Linked DNA regions of Homo sapiens: region 2 is linked to region 1. The links are chromatin loops, found by intact Hi-C in ENCODE. Cell type or tissue: PC-9. All regions are shown on one strand.

Evidence for each region. A loop is a pair of places that touch in the nucleus more often than their neighbours do. Peaks named below come from ENCODE experiments on the same cell type or tissue, not always from the same donor. Only the 100,000 strongest peaks of a DNase experiment are listed, where the experiment ranks them.
Region 2: a loop joins it to region 1, with 15 times the contacts of the local background. A loop is called at or near these places in 2 of 110 quality-filtered maps.

Annotation. Positions count from the first base shown.
Region 1 is chr2:149,033,157-149,041,156 of GRCh38, forward strand. LYPD6B (LY6/PLAUR domain containing 6B) reads left to right here and starts at 5,543. Exons shown (of 7, transcript NM_177964.5): 1 at 5,543-5,645. RefSeq lists enhancers at 4,613-4,672, 5,886-5,935, 5,976-6,035 and silencers at 5,296-5,635, 5,646-5,805. In PC-9, CTCF peaks have their summits at 4,916, 7,486 (motif pointing right) and 7,688; DNase peaks (open chromatin) are centred at 4,935 and 5,425; H3K4me3 peaks cover 2,520 bases; H3K27ac peaks cover 346 bases.
Region 2 is chr2:149,534,031-149,542,030 of GRCh38, forward strand. No RefSeq gene overlaps it. Among named protein-coding and RNA genes, the nearest start is that of MMADHC-DT, 49 kb to the right of the region's middle. In PC-9, no CTCF peak of the experiment used is centred here; a DNase peak (open chromatin) is centred at 4,281.

The DNA.
Region 1 (8,000 bases):
ATCCTGGCTGATGTGTTTTAAACAGCCAAGCAAATTCACGTGGATCCACAGGCCCCAAGAGTATAAAAAATAATAGAGGGGTAAATATGGAAAAGCTGATTTGCTGCCCAAACTCAGGGTCAAGCACAGGTCTGAGCAGGCCACCTGTATCTTTTTAGAATTGTCTTCTCAGTGAAATGGAGCTGCTGCTACCTGCCACCTTGGAAAAACTGCTTGCTGGCCTCGTACGTGAGGGGTATGCCCAACTCACTTTGGGGAGGTTATTTCAACTTTTTACTACATCAGGACTCTGCGACCGGTGAACATCAAAAACCCAAAGAAACACGCACATCCTTGCCTGCCCTTGGTAAGCCTGGAGAGAATTTCACTGGTCAATAACAGATGATTCTGAATTTTGCCTGATTATTCTGGAGCTGACATTTTTGGGTGTCACATTTAACATGGACATTTTTGAAGCATAACTTTGATAACCACTCTTGCTGAGGCAGCTGCCTGCCCTGTTCTTGCTTCAGATTCAGTTCCTGCTGAGATCTGCGTGGAAAGAAGTATTTCCCACTATGGGGCTCACACAACTAAATGGCACCACTGAAATTCCCTGTCAAGTCCCCTGGTTAGTGTCTAATTAGTGTGTGGCTTTAGGAAGTGGGACAACACATTTACATTTTTGCAGGCTGTTACCTGAACGTGATCGCTGAATAGCGTCAGCTGTTCAAATAGTAATGCTGCATACAATGAGAAATGTGAGAGGGTGTGTGTGTGTATGTGTGTGTGTGTGTGTGTAGGAGGACACACCCCCGCCCGCTGGCTGGAGTGAGGTATCTGCAATCCTGTGTCAACAGGGGTCTAGGCTTCCTTAAGATTTAAGCAGCTAACACAGAGGTGGCTGCACTGTTTTTTTTTTTTTGTGGGGGTCGGGTCGGGGGTGGGAATGGAGTCTCGCTCTGTTGCCCAGGCTGGAGTGCAGTGGTGCGATCTCAACTCACTGCAACCTCTGCCTCCCGGGTTCAAGCGCTTCTCCTCCCTCAGTCTCCTGAGTAGCTGGGATTATGGGCACCCGCCACCATGCCCTGCTAATTTTTGTATTTTTAGTAGAGAAGGGTTTTTGCCATGTTGCCTAGGCTGGTCTCAAACCCCTGACCTCAAGTGATCTGCCCGTCTTGGCCTCCCAAAGTGCTGGGGTTACAGGTGTGAGCCACTGTGCCTGGCCAGCTGCACTTCTTACTCTCCTCCTAAGAGAAGCCCGATTTTGTTTTCAGAGTGCTCCTTGTGTGAACTGGGGTTGTGGGAAGGAGTGACATTTCCCTTCCTTTGTTCAGACGGGGTGAAGACTTAACTTACAGGTAAGGGAGGCCCTTGACTGACGTGGGGTGGGAACTGTTTCGAGCTGTCCTTATCTCTGGGCCTGTTTCCTGACCTGTGAGATGGGCCTGTTTCCTGACCCGTGAAATGAGAAGGTTGGGTGGGATCAGTTTCCCAGGCTTGCCTGTGGTGAGTAGCCCCCGGAGTGCTCATTCAAAAGCCACTCTGCTCTCCCGAATGAGAATGTTTAGGAGTGAACTCTGTCATGAGCAGGCATCCAAGTGATCCTCCCCTTCAAGGATGTTTGGGAATGGTGGTCTGCACAGTCTCTAACAGATCTTCCAACTCCAAAACTCCTGTCCCGGCTATGTCTGGAAGGCAGTGACTCCTAACTATTCCTGAGACCCAAATGGCTTTGCAAGTCTTACAACAGCTGTGGATGTTCTGTTTAGTAAAAACGTATACAGACACAGAACTTCAAATTCAGTTGCAGGGTCTGTGGCTTTTGATTAAGAATTCCTACTTTAAGGTTAACCCTTGAAAGAGAATGTAAGCATTCACTTGAGCCAGGCATGAAGCAGCTGCTCACTAAAGGTCAGTTATTATGCTATTTCTGTGTCTCAGCTTTTCTATGAAATTCTCATATTGTTGTCTCATTGTATAGGTGAGGACACTGAGGCATAGAGAGATTAACATGCATTGTAAGTTGTGGCTGAATTTGAACTCAAACAGTCTGATTCCAGAGCCAGTGTGAACTTAAAATCTGGGCTGCCTGATAAAGTGGTTATCAGTTTTGCCTACTTGAATTCATGGCACTTTCTGCTCCTAATATTTCTGGCCACTTCCCTATACCTCCTTATATTAGTCATAATTAAGTAAGCAGCTACTATGGTATGAGGCCACCACTTCTCCTGTTGTCCTTCCCAGTTTCTCCCCAACCTCCCCTTTTCCCTAGTTTATAAGACAGGAGAAAAGGGAGAAAGCAAAAAGTTGGAAAGAAACAGAAGTAAGATAAATAGCTAGACGACCTTGGCACCACCACCTGGCCCTGGTGGTTAAAATAATAATAATATTAACCCCTGACCAAAACTACTGGTGTTATCTGTAAATTCCAGATGTTGTATGAGAAAGCACTGTAAAACTTTTTGTTCTGTTAGCTGATGTATGTAGCCCCCAGTTACGTTCCTCACGCTTACTTGATCTATTATGACTTTTTCATGTAGACCCCTTAGAGTTGTAAGCCCTTAAAAGGGCCAGGAATTTCTTTTTCGGGGAGCTCGGCTCTTAAGACATGAGTCTGCCGATGCTCCTGGCCAAATAAAAAAAACTCTTCCTTCTTTAATCTGGTGTCTGAGGAGTTTTCTCTGCGACTCGTCCTGCTACACTACTATGTGCCAGGAATGCTACACACATTGTCTCATTGAAAAATGTCCTCAGAAAATGATATACAGTATTTTTTATTTTATTTTATTTTTTTTGAGATGGAGTTTCACTGTTGTGGTCCAGGCTGGAGTGCAATGGCAGGATCTCGGCTCACTGCAACCTCTGCCTCCTGGGTTCAAGCAATTCTCCTGCCTCAGCCTCCCAAGTAACTGGGATTACAGGTGCCCGTCACCACGCCCGGCTAGATATACATTATTAATATACATGTTGAGTCCTAAGTAAAGACAGGAAAAATTAGGAAGGTAAATATATCCTAAGGCTCAGAAGTTTTTTGGATTGTTGCTTCTTTGGATAATTTATATTTCATTATATTATCAGAGAACTAGAGATAGAGCAGAAACTGAAGATTTTCTAGTTCAAATATCATTCTCCTAGAGACCAGTAGAGAATAGCAATAAATAGTTATTTGTAAAGATTAATTAATTCATTCTAGAGTCTTATGAAGTCTATCAGTGGTTTTGTCCCTATTTCCAGCATTTTAATGTTGATCAGAAGTGGGCTGGCTCTCTTTGCACTGCTAGGCAGAGCTACTGTTCACTGAGCAGGTGCTTTGTGCTGGCGCTGTGCTCAAGCACTTTACGTGGATTATTTAACTTAGCCACACAACAGTATCAGAACTTCTTATTTCAGATACCCCTTTTAAGCAAAAAACTTCAAACAGAGATCTTGTCTGATTTCATGGCTGCACATTTTCCAAGTAGGAAAAACACACAATTGAGGAACATGCCCAAGGCTGCTCAGCAAGCACAGGAGAGAGAGTGGGGTGGGGAGGGAGAGATCACGTGCAAGCAAGCAAGCACTGGGGCAGAACCTGTACCCTCCTGATGATTCTCAGGCCTGTCTGGGTGGCATCACTTAGCAGGCTGGCCCAGCCAAGATCACACGCACAGCAGCAGGATTTTAAATCACAGGGGATCACATGCTCTACTGACTGAAACCAACACAAAAAAAGGTCTAGGTCCATTTCATGTGAGTGAGACCCAGAGGTGCTCCTTTGCTCAGCCCTACCTGCTGGTGCAAGTGGCTGTCCCAAAGTGCAGGCCCCACCACAGCTCCACCCTGGGACACCAGATTCCCTGCCACCATAGAGGGAGTAGCAACTGAGGTAGGGCACACCTAGGTGGGGCATCCCATATAACCTTTTCTAGGTTGGCCTTGCCCAGTGTGACGTAGCCAGCCAGGTAACACCAGATCTGAAATACCCATATGTGCAGAACCCACTGAAGGGGTGGGGTGTCTAGACCTTAAGAGTGTTGGGCTTGTTGTCAGTGGAGGGGTGGAGCAGTCTTCTTGGCCCTGACCTCACCTTAATAGAGATCCTCCCATTTTGGCCTTGGAGGTTTAATATATAGTCACGGAAGTGTACTGAAATAGTCATAAGAAGGAATGTTCTCCATACAACTTTAAAGTTGTACAGTGCTTTCTGCAGTGAAATGAATTTTTTCACGGAATGGATTTTTTTAACGAGTCTTGAAATTAACATGTGAGGAGCAGCATGACACATTACCTCGTGTGTGTGTGTGTGTGTGTGTGTGTGTGTGTGTGTGTGTGTGAGTGAAGGCCATTTGTTAAATGGAACACCTAAAAATACCATTGTTTTTGTTTTTGCGGTTGTCAGGGGCCTCAATAAATGCAAGCTGGCTCAGGAGATGCTTGACCTCAGAGGTCTGGAAAGACAGATTAGAAGTCTCAGCAGAGGACCAAACCCAGACCCCACTTCTGCAGAAGTTCTGTACCCAGGTTTCCCCACTGCAGGCATAACCAGCAGCCCCTCAAAGGCCCCAGACCAGCCAACTGTCTTTAGAAATGCAGACCCAGGATCAGCTTTGCTACCAGCCATGGAATCTTGGGTCAGTGGCCCATACTCTGAGCTGTGTTTCCACAGTGCAAGGCTGGCCGGACAGTGTTTTATTTCAGAGTTCTCCTGTCTGTGGCATCTTCAGAAGTTAAAGATTTGCTTGACCACTATAAGGTGCCCTGGGAGTGTAGACCTCCCACATCCCAGCTGCCTGGCTGGCAGTGGGTGGGGAGTAAGCAGTAGAGAGAGGACAGGTGGCCCGGAATCTAACAGCTTGCCTCTGGATTCTCCCTAGTAAGCTTGGAATGATGCTGGAGCAGCTCTGGGCCGAGGGGACCAGTCTAACGCTGGACGCAAAAGACTGGGCGCCACCTAGTCTGTTCATCAGGTATTAAATGCCCTGAGTTTTCAAAGCTCTGGTGATTCAGTAGTGGACGGGTAAGGTTCCTGCCTCTCCTGGGGCTTACCGTCCAGGGGTGGGGAGGACGTCACTATATGAAATTATCTTATTTATAGCTTAATGTCATTATTTAAAAAGGGGGAGGGAATCACTTGACGGGTGGGCAAGGTGGGGACGGGGTTGGATGGAATGGTCAAAAAAGGTCTTTCAGAGTTCTTCCAATCCTGAACTAACTCACCTGCACCCTTGGCCCAATCATTTTCACTCCCGAGGGTCTGCACTCCTCGTTTCTACATTGGTTTTCTAGGAAGAAAGGGGTTGGACCCTCCCCTCTTTAAGCTGGGTGGGGTCCGAATCCCGTGCTTCTTTCACTTCCTGAGCCGGGCTGGCTGGGTGGGAACAGGCTCCTTGCCGCCTCCCCAGCGCTGGCCACTACCACACTGCCGCCCGCCTGGGCCTCCTTTCAACCTCGTGGTGGAGCCCTGCGGTTTCCCAGCGGAGCCGGGCCCGGGGCTGCTCCCTCGCGGGCGAGGCTCACCTGTCCCGGCCCGGCCCCCTCCCGCGCCCCAGGTGGTTCAGGGCAGGGAGGAGCCGCGCCCCGCCCCGCGCGGTAGCAGCCAACGCCGGCCCCAGGCGGGTGCGCTGGGAGCCTGGGCCGGGAGCCGGGTGAGGGCGCCGAGAGGCTCGGTGGGCGCGGGCGGCGAGGTGAGCTGGGCCAGCGCAGCAGGCGGGGGCGGTGGTGGGTTCGGGACGGCTCACCCCGCGCCGGAGCGAGTGCGGGGCCGCGCGACTGCGGCGGGAGATGCGCTGCGCCCCTTCTGGGCGCGCTGGGGCAGCCAGGAGCTCGCGGGGCCGCGGGGCCGCGGGGCCGCGGGGCCGCGGCGCAGTGGCGGGGTCGGGGTCTGGTCGCTGCCTCGAGGCGAGCAGCTGCCAACATCTGGACGGGACGGGAGCAGGGGGCCGGGGCAAGGCTGGAGCGGTGTGGGTCTCTAATCGTCCAGAGCCCTGCGGGGCCAGTGACTTCGGCAGAGCCGAGGGGAGAGGAGATACTGGGGGTCAAACTGCTGGAGAGAGCGCGGAGCTGGGGCTGGGGTTCAAGGCCGATCGTGGGGCCAAGAGCGAGCGTGCCAGCTCCAGTGTTTCCCCCTGCAGCGCTTCACGCGCGACCAGCTTGGGTGCCGCCGCTTCCCTTGCCCCGGCTCTTTACTTTTGTTGTTGAATAACCTACCTTACACATTGGTTAGTTACCTGGGGCTTCTCAAAAGCCGGGTCTGGAGGCTGCTCTGACTCCAGGGGGCTTGGGTTGTGAGGCTTCAGGTCTGTATGCCCTGTGGCGTTTGGGGGGAGCTGGTGGGTGGAGGGGTGCTGTCCACCTCCCAAGGCCAGGGGATCAGAGAGTGGGAAAAGTCTAGAATGCTATTTAAATTCCAGTAACTAGCTGTGTGACCTTGGGCAAGTTACTGAACTGCTCTGAGCCTCAGTTCCCTTAAAGTAAAATAGGTATTATTAATATTATAATCATTACAACAGACTTAGGTTATATGATGTTCATGGAGTACATAGCATACTGCTTGATTTTTCCCCCTTTGTGTTGATGTGGTGATGTGTGTGTTGTGGGGTGGGGGCATTCTTTCCCACCCTGACTTGTTCATGGTTAGGCTTCCTCCAGGATGCCTTACTTGCTGACAGCATCACAGAGGCCAAGATTAGGGCTGCCAGTGCACGGGCCCTGCAGATGGAGGGGGTGTTGTCAGACTGCCCTCATCATTACCCATCGTATTTGTCAGAATTGTTTTCTTTGGGTTGGGTTTTGGTCACTTGAAAATTGCCTTATACTATGTAGAAATTGATTGGGTCACATAAATGAAAAGGTCGAGGGTTTCAGTTTAAAGCTATAGCTAGTTCCAGAGGCTCATACAAGGTTCCAGGGCTAGTTCTCTCTCTTGTATATCTTAGCTGTTTTTCTCTCTGTGTTTACTGGTTCTTAGTATGGACGATAAATAGGACTTGCACCTTCAGGCTTATCTGCTCCTTCAGAGAGAGAGACAGAGACAAAGAGGGAGAGAGAGAATCCCATCTTCTCTATCCGTATAGCAGTCTCTCTCTGTCTCTCTCTCTCTCTCTCTTTTTTTTTTTTTCTTTTGAGACAGACTCTCACTCTGTCACCCAGGCTGGAGTGCAGTGGTGTGATCTCGGCTCACTGCATGCAACCTCCACCTCCCAGGTCCAAGCGATTATCCTGCCTCAGCCTCCCAAGTAGCTGGAGTTACAGGCGCCGGCCACCACGTGGGACTAATTTTTGTATTTTTAGTGGAGATGAGGTTTCACCATGTTGGCCAGGCTGGTCTCGAACTCCTAACCTCAAGTGATCTGCCCGTCTTGGCCTCCCAAAGTGCTGGGATTATAGGAGTGAGCCACTGCACCCGGCCCCTTATAGCAATCTTATTGACATACTGGACCAAAACAGAACCAAGCCATCTCAGCAGACAGGGAGAGGTTTACACAACAGGAATGGGCACATGACCGACTGTGATTGATAGACTGGCCCACCTCTGCTGCAAGGCATGTCGGTAGGGGGCGCAATTCCCAATGAGAAGTCTGACAAAACAGGACATGTTCATTTTACTATCTCTGTCTTTGCTCACCAGCGCCTAAAGGTAGTCTGCAGTAGAATGTAGACAGCCTGAGGGCCGTATTCCATCAGTCAAGTCTTCATCTAATGCATGGAGGGCATCCTGTGTGTCCATCTTTTCATTCATTGTTTTTTGTTTATTCATTCATTCGACATATAATAAATGCTCAACATATGCCAGGGCCTCTGCCAAGGGCGAAAATGCTTGCTTTTGAGAAGCTCACAGTCTAGTTGGAAAGACAGATATGAGGATAACATCGTCTAGGACTCATCTGTCTGGGGACGTAGTGAAGACTCCCCAAAGAAACTGTAGTTGAGCTTTGAATTGAAAATGAGCTCCAGCCTGGGCAGCAGAGCAAGACTCCGTCTCAAAAAAAAAAAAAAAAAAAAGAAAATGAGAAGGGCTGGTCTAGGAGAAAAATTCTAGG
Region 2 (8,000 bases), 500 kb after region 1:
TATGTCAGAGGACCACAGCCAGAGGAAGTCTGGGTGGCATCCTGGAAAGGCCAGGATGGGACTGTAGGACAAAGGAATCACCCAGGCCCATGTGCACAGCTCTGGTGACATCCTTTGAAACCTGGTTTCTGTTCTGAGATTTCCTCTTTGATCTCTTCATTGAAAAGTCTGGTCTGAGGGAAACACAAATCCCTTGAGCTGGGTTATCATACCATCTATCCAGTTCCTCTTCCAGGCAACTTGTTTCAGGACAAAAGTGCCAGAGATGACTGCCAGCACGATGACTTCTGGGGCTTCCTGGCATGAGTGATGCTGTATCACTTGGGTATAAGCATGGCTTGGATGCTATGTCATAAGGACAAAATGTACTTTTCCTCTCCCTGCTCTGGGCTCATTGTTGTTTGCTCTCTGCCTTTCTCTCTATACACCTGTCTCTTTCTCCCTCCTTCTCCCCTGCCCTCCCTCTCTCTATTGCTCTCCCACCCAAGACATTTTTCATTCTAAAAAATGTAGCAACACATTTATTATCCCTGAGTAACTCCACAGACAATCAAGAAAATGCGTTACAGCATGATGAAGTGTCACGCACAATGAACATATAGCAAAATAAATTACCCTATAAACGAAGAAAAACATTTCACCAATGCATAGTGCAGAAATATCTGAAGGTAACAATTTACTTCAATGAACAACTATTTGGAAAAAAAACAACAGCCCTAAGTCAGAACCTGATATTTATAAAGGGTTTCAGACTTGTGCAGGGCAATTATTTAGCCAGTGAGTTTGTTAAGGTGGAAGGCAGGCTGCCAGCACCGAAGCCTACTCATCCTTCATGTCACGTGATCTTATGAGACGCCCCCCCACCCCACGTCTGGGTTGATGCCCGCTGACCTCTCATTACCCACGCGTATAACTTTAATTTGCATCTAATGCATTGTTTTGGGATTGCCATTTCATGCACCTGCACCTGTGGCTAGGTTGCAAGCTTCTTGAGGAACAGGTAGGACCTCAGCTGATTGAACTCTGCTAGCACAAGGCTCCCAGCATGATGGACAATTAATACATGATTGACAAATGCACAAATGGATAATTGATACCAACTCCAAGATCTTGATTGATTTCTGCAAGATGGCAGGGCGCAAAAACTAGTGTGTGGCTTCATGTTCTCTTGAGATCCAAGAAATATGAATCAGGCCAAGTGGTCTGCAAGAGCAATTACCATCATGGATTGTCTTTAGATGGCCTCCAGGCCAACCTCACATAGGGTGGGACTCAGCAGCAACCTTTTACAGTGAGTCCATCCACCATTATTGTAGCATTGGCTCACCTTCAAGTCTTTGCTTGTATCACTGTCTCAGTGAGGCCTCCCGTGAGCACCCATTTACAGTTGCACCTGCCCCACCCCACACCAGCACTCCTGACTCCTCTGGCTCTGTCCTCCATTTTCCTCTCTAGCTCTTATCTCCTTAATGTATTACATGATTTACTTATTCATCCTGTTTATTGTTTACTGGTTCTCTTTCCCACTAGAATGTAAACTCTTCTATGTGCTTGGCACATAGTAGGTGCTCAATAAATATGTGCTGAATGAATGTATGCTACCTTATGACACTGGCCAAGATATATAAACTGTGGCCTAAAGCAATGGGATTTTATCTATATCCTTTGGAAAACAGAGTTCTGCTGAGATACTTCTGGCTGCAGGACACTGAGAAGGAGGCCAAATAGGCAGAGTTTAAGGGCTCCTCCTTCTATGTCGCCACTTTTGCCTGTTTTTTCTTTACAGTTTTATAAAATATTTATTTTGAGAAAGGAATTCTGCTGCTCTTAATAAAACATGCCTGAAACCCGCTGATGTATAGCAAAATATATATCGCTCTGTATTTGAATAAAAATGTACCAGGGAGGATCTTTATTTGATTACCTATATTCTGAACCTTATGTAAAAGTAGAATGAGCTCTTATCTATTGCTTATCAAGGAATACCACAATTTGCCTAAGCCTTTTCTACTCAAAATGTTTGGATCCATAGACCAAAGATGATAGCATCATGTGAGAACTTGTTAGAAATGCAAAATCGGGCCGGGCGCAGTGGGTTACGCCTGTAATCCCAGCACTTTGGGAGGCCGAGGTGGGCGGAACACGATGTCAGGAGATGGAGACCATCCTGGCTAACACGGCGAAACCCCGTCTCTACTAAAAATACAAAAAATTAGCCAGGTGTGGTGGCGGGTGCCTGTAGTCCCAGCTACTTGGGAGGCTGAGGCAGGAGAATTGCGTGAACCCGGGAGGCGGAGCTTGCAGTGAGCCGAGATCACGCCACTGCACTCCAGCCTGGGCGACAGAGCGAGACTCTGTCTCAAAAAAAAAAAAAAAAAAAAAAAAAAAAGAAATGCAAAATCATAGGCCCCACTCCAGACTCACTGAGTTAGAATTTGCATTTTAACAAGATCCCCAGTTGATTCAGAGCCACCTCTAAGGACTGTGTCCTTAATGCTATAATTTCTTGCTTTTTCTAGAATGCTGTGAACCCATTGGGAAGCTAGACTTCACTGTGCTGTCTTTGTTTAGGCTGTATTTAAAGCACAGGACTGCTGAAGAAGTTGGGTAGATAGAGTGGGGGAAGATGGGGGAAGCAGTGTATGTGGACACACCACACTTGAGATAATTAAACTTGAACAGCTGACTGCATGCCTGGGACTGGATTATTTGGCTAAAGAACAGAGTGAGAGCTCAAGTAATTGAAATATACTATATTCCCTGTACTTCATTTCAGCCAATACTTTCAACATCTTCCTGTAATAAATCTTCTACCATTGCTGCTAGCAAGGGTAAAATGAATGGAGTTAAGTTTCAGCTCCTTTCTCTGCTCCTTTGCCAAGTGGAAGCACTAACAAGGGATGACCTATCTGGAAAGTAGGCAGCAGAAAAAACAAAGAGGAGAAAAAGAGGAAGGGAAGTGGAGGCTCTATACAATCCCAAAACATTGTTACCAAGCTATGGCCTCTGAAAAAGTAAGGGCTCACTGCACATTAATTTGAAAGTATGCACACATTCTGTAAGCCAAACTTTATTAATTACATTTGGAAAGAGAAGTTTGGTAAGGTAGCCAAGCTTTTACCCACAGTATACTTTTAAGTTACCTGCAATCAAATTGAAAGATACTTTAATATTTCTTGAGCAATTGCAAGACATCCTATAAATACCTTTCAGTTTCATTTTATCTTCCCTGTAACTTGGGGTTGTGGTTCTTGATGAATGATTTGGCATCTTCCTATATGACTTTGATCATATCAGTTAGCAGCGCTGTAGCAGGATACTTATGTGCCTTTGCTCTGAAACTACCCATTAAGAGATGAATAAAAAATCAACAACATTACCCACATCATTAGTTTATGTAATAAAAAGTGATTAAATACAGCTAGCTTTCAAATGCATGTAAAATAGATCTAGCTGAAAGTATAAATTTTCATAATGTGTATGTTCTGCTTGGATTGAATTACCTTAAATAACAGAAAATCACCATCCTACCTCACTGATAACAGTCAACACTGAAGTCATTACTGGATTATGACAATTTTACAAAAATGGTTGATGATGCTATAATTTACATTGCTAGTATTGTTACACTTCTAATTGGTTAAATCCTCCAAAACTGACCAATTATACCTTCAGCAAAAATAAATGAGAGCATGAACTTTTAGGTGTTGGAAGTAGAAGTGGGATATGTGAAAGAGGGTAAGATGAACTTATTAATTAAGAAATATACATGGTTAGCCGGCATGCCTATAATCCCAGCACTTTGGGAGGCCGAGGCGGATGGACCACCAGGGGTCAGGAGTTTGAGATCAGCCTGGCCAACATGGTGAAACCCCATCTCTACTAAAATACAAAATTAGCCATGCATGGTGGTGTGCACCTATAATCCCAGCTACTCGGGAGGCTGAGTATTGCTCAGCCTCAGGAGAATTGCTTGAACCTGGGAGGCGGAGGTTGCAGTGAGCCAAGTTCGCGTCACTGCACTCCAGCCTGGGCGACAGAGTAAGACTCCGACTCAAAGAAAAAAGAAAAAAAAAAAAAACCAACATGGTTTTGCACTACCAAAAGATTTGACGAGTCAAATGTGTGTGTTTACCCTCTCTGTTTTTAGAGATTAGCAGGATAATGGGCATTCCCAGCTCATGTCCGCATTCCTGGACTTCTTTGGGTGGAAGTTCTAGGAGCCAGGGTACTATGGGTTTGGAAACTTCATCTCTAGAACACCCTTCAGGTGGGTGAGTCATGGCTTATTACTAAAGCTACTTGGAAGGCCACCAAGTCTCAGGTTCCCTAATCAGCATCAGACACTTCTTTTAACATTCATGAACAGTGTTTAACAGCGTTCAACACTGGTCACGCCTCCTCATTAAAAGGTTGTGTCTGGTTCTGAGGTTTGTAATTTAATCTCTTTATGAAACACTTTTGCCATGGAATGATATGAAATTTTCACAACGAACATTTTTCAGTCTTTATCCTTACTGAGTTCTCAGCAGCACCCAAACCACTCTTCCTTGCTGGTTGTTCCTTTCTCTTTGAAACACCCTCTTGCCTTGGTTTCCATGACACTGCATTATGCTGACGTTCTTCTACTTCTATGACAAACACTTCTCTCTCTCATTTAGTGGCTCATTCTCCTCAATATGGCCATTAAGTACAGATGTTCTATAAGTTCACTGTGGCCCTCAGTCTTATCGTCCTAAACTGGTCTTCTTTGCTTCTTGCTGTATTCTCTCTCCCTAATCAATCTCATTCACTCCGAGGCTTCACTGACCATCCAGATGATGATGACCCCTAAATTATTCAGCTCAGAACTACTCTACCACCAACCTTGTCCAACTTATTAATAGTGTCTCCCACCAGGATTATTTTGATTGAACCCTCTCCAAATTGTTCTCCACACCATGGCCAGAGTGATTGTTGGAAATTCAAATCTAACTACGATGCTCCTTGCTGAATAGCTTCATATTGTTCTTAGGTGAACCCTGCCTTAACCTTAGCCTTGCCTACAAAGGTTGTAGGAACTCACCTCTGAGGACTCATCATGTCTCACCTTGTCCCCTGACGTGCCTCTGGGCTCTACCACATTGGCCTTATATTTTAGGTCTCCATGTGTTCTAGGCTCCTTCTTTCCAGAGACCTTTTTCAAATAGTTCTTCTTCCTGGAATTTCGTTTTCTCCCTTGTTGCCTTCCTATAGCAATTTTCGAGATTTTATCTTGGCTTAGTCTCTTCTCTCTGCACTTTCTCACTCAGAGGTTTAGTTTTATCAACTTCTGTGGTTCCAATAATCATTTCTGTGCGGACAATACACGTATCTACCTCTTTTTAATTTTTATATTTTTTCCCATTTAGAACCACCTGCATTTGAAGAGCTACCTCTTTTAAAGCTGCAGATAAACATCTTCAGTATGAATATTTCTATCTAAAAGTCTTATAAATGCCTTAACTTAATATTTAATATGTCTCAAAATCACCTTTTTCCTAAATCTGCTCCTCCTTGTTCTCACTGTATCGTGGTAATGCTATCAGCAGTCTTAAAGTCACTCCCTTTTTAAAATAGCATCTGCATTGAGATTCAATTCACATACCATGAAATATGTTACATTTATATTTACATGAATACAAAAACCCTTCAAAGTGTACAATTCAGTGGGTTTTGGTGGATTCAAAGAATCGTGCAATCATTACTAATGTCTAATTTTAGAACGTTATCATCATCTCACAAAGGAACCTCAAATCCATTAGCAGTCATTTCTCACCCCTCTCTCCCCCTAGTACTTGGGAGCCACTAATCTACTTTCTCTCTCTATGGATTGGCCTATGACAGACACTTCATGTAAATAGAATCAAAGAATCTGTAGCTTTTTGTGTCAGGCTTCTTTCACTTAGCACAATGTTTTCAAGGTTTGTCCATGTTGTAGCAGGAATTAGGACTTTATTCCTTTTTAAAGCTGATTAATATTCCATTCTGTGGATATACCACATTTTCTTTACCTACTCATCAGTTGATGGATATTTGAGTTGCTGCCACTTAGGGCTGTCAGGAATGATGCTGCTGTAAATATTCCCATGCAGGTTTTTGTGTGGACGCATGTTTCCCATTCTCTTGTATATCCCTGAGAGTGGAATTGCTGGGTCTTACACTAGCTCTATGTCTGACTTTTTGACGAACTGCCAAGCAGCTTTCCACAGTGGCTGTACCATTTTACATTCTCATCGGCGGTATAGGAGGGTTTCAGTTTCTATACATCTTTACCAATAAGGCCACTCACTTTTGAAGCCATAGTCATGCTTAGATGTAGAAACAAAGAAGGGGTAACGAGTTAGCTGCCTCATCTCACTTATTCAATCTCTGCAATGTCTCCTGAATCTGCCTCCTGCTTTCCATGAGCATTGGTACTGCCTTACACCATAGCTTCATTACTTTTCCTCTGGGAGACTGAGAGGTGTGCAAAACTCCTCTTGCCTCCCGTTTCTCCTTATTTTAGCTCTGCCTTTATCAAATTAATAAGAGCCAAATTAAAGCTCTGATTCTGTCACTCAAGTGGTAAAAAATTCTCAATGACTTCCCAGTGCCAATTGAATTAAGCCAGACTCCTGGATGGGCATTAGGGGCCCTCCATGGTATGGCTCTTGCCTGATGTTTTGGTCTTAACTCCATCTACTCTAGCATAAAAGTTGAGCTATTTGTAAAGCCTTATCACAATCACATCCCTAGTGGAAACCAGGTGAACTTTGTTAGTCCTTTCCTAATACTTCTATAAGCACATCCATTCGTATTACTGTAAAAGTCTTCTTTGAACAATGTGTAAGTTCTAGAGCAATACATCTAGTGGGTGCACAATAATGCGTCCAACAATTTTTTGAATGAATTTTAAAAATGTATGAGTAAGCTATTCATTTTCTTATCTCTCTCCCATATATTCATTGAATTCATTCAACACCACTCTAGGGCAGTAAAGTTCCTGAGGGACAGGACTGTGTCTCAGACATCTTTGAATCTTCATCAGGTAACACATGACCTGGCATATACTAAGTTTTCAATAAATATTTGCTGAATGAATGAATGGATGAATCAACTAATGAAAACCACACTGCACTCTGTCCTGGTCTTTGGACATGCTCTGAACTTCCCCACCACTTTGCCTTTGATAACAGTGTTCCCTCTTCCTGAAATGCCATCTCTCTCCAATAAGACCCATTTCAAAAAGCTTCCTCCATTGTGCCTTTCTTCTCACTTAGTCCAGTGAGAAACAGTCTCACTCACTACTCTTGTAGCACTTTATTAGTACCTCTCTCATGGCAAATCCTAGCCTGTCTTCCCTCACAGTCGTTTTTGAGCTCCTCTTATTCAATACTACCCAGGCCTAGCCCCTCCCTCAGTTATGATCCCCACAAGAAGAAGAAATGGATATTATTATTCCAGGCAGAATGTTTTACACATAAGTAAATAGTTAAGGACTGAATCACGGAGTAGAACACTGAGGGGAAATCTCGGAAGATACAGTAGAAGTCCTCCTTTTCCCTCCTTGAGTTTTCTCATTTCAGTATATGGCACCATTAAGCCAAAATCTGGGGATAATATTTGATTTCTCTGTTTTTCGTATCCATACATCCCATCTATTAGCAAATTTTATTGATTTACTCCAAGGTAGATCCTGAACCTGTTTTTTTTTTTTTTTTTTTTTTAGTCACCTTGGCTACTACCCTCATCCAGGCTGCCATAGCTTCTCTCCCTAACTGCTGCAACAACCTTGCAGTTGGTCTCTTTACTTTCATCCGTGCATCTATACAAAATTAAATTTATGTTAAAATGTATACATTTAAAAATACACAGCAGATTTTGGCTGTCTGTTGTACTTAGGTTAAATCCAAACTCCTGTGTGTGGCTGCCCCTCTCTTCTAGAGGTGCTTGTTCCCTCGCATTTTCCCCCTTCTCACCTCTGCAGCAACACTGGCCTG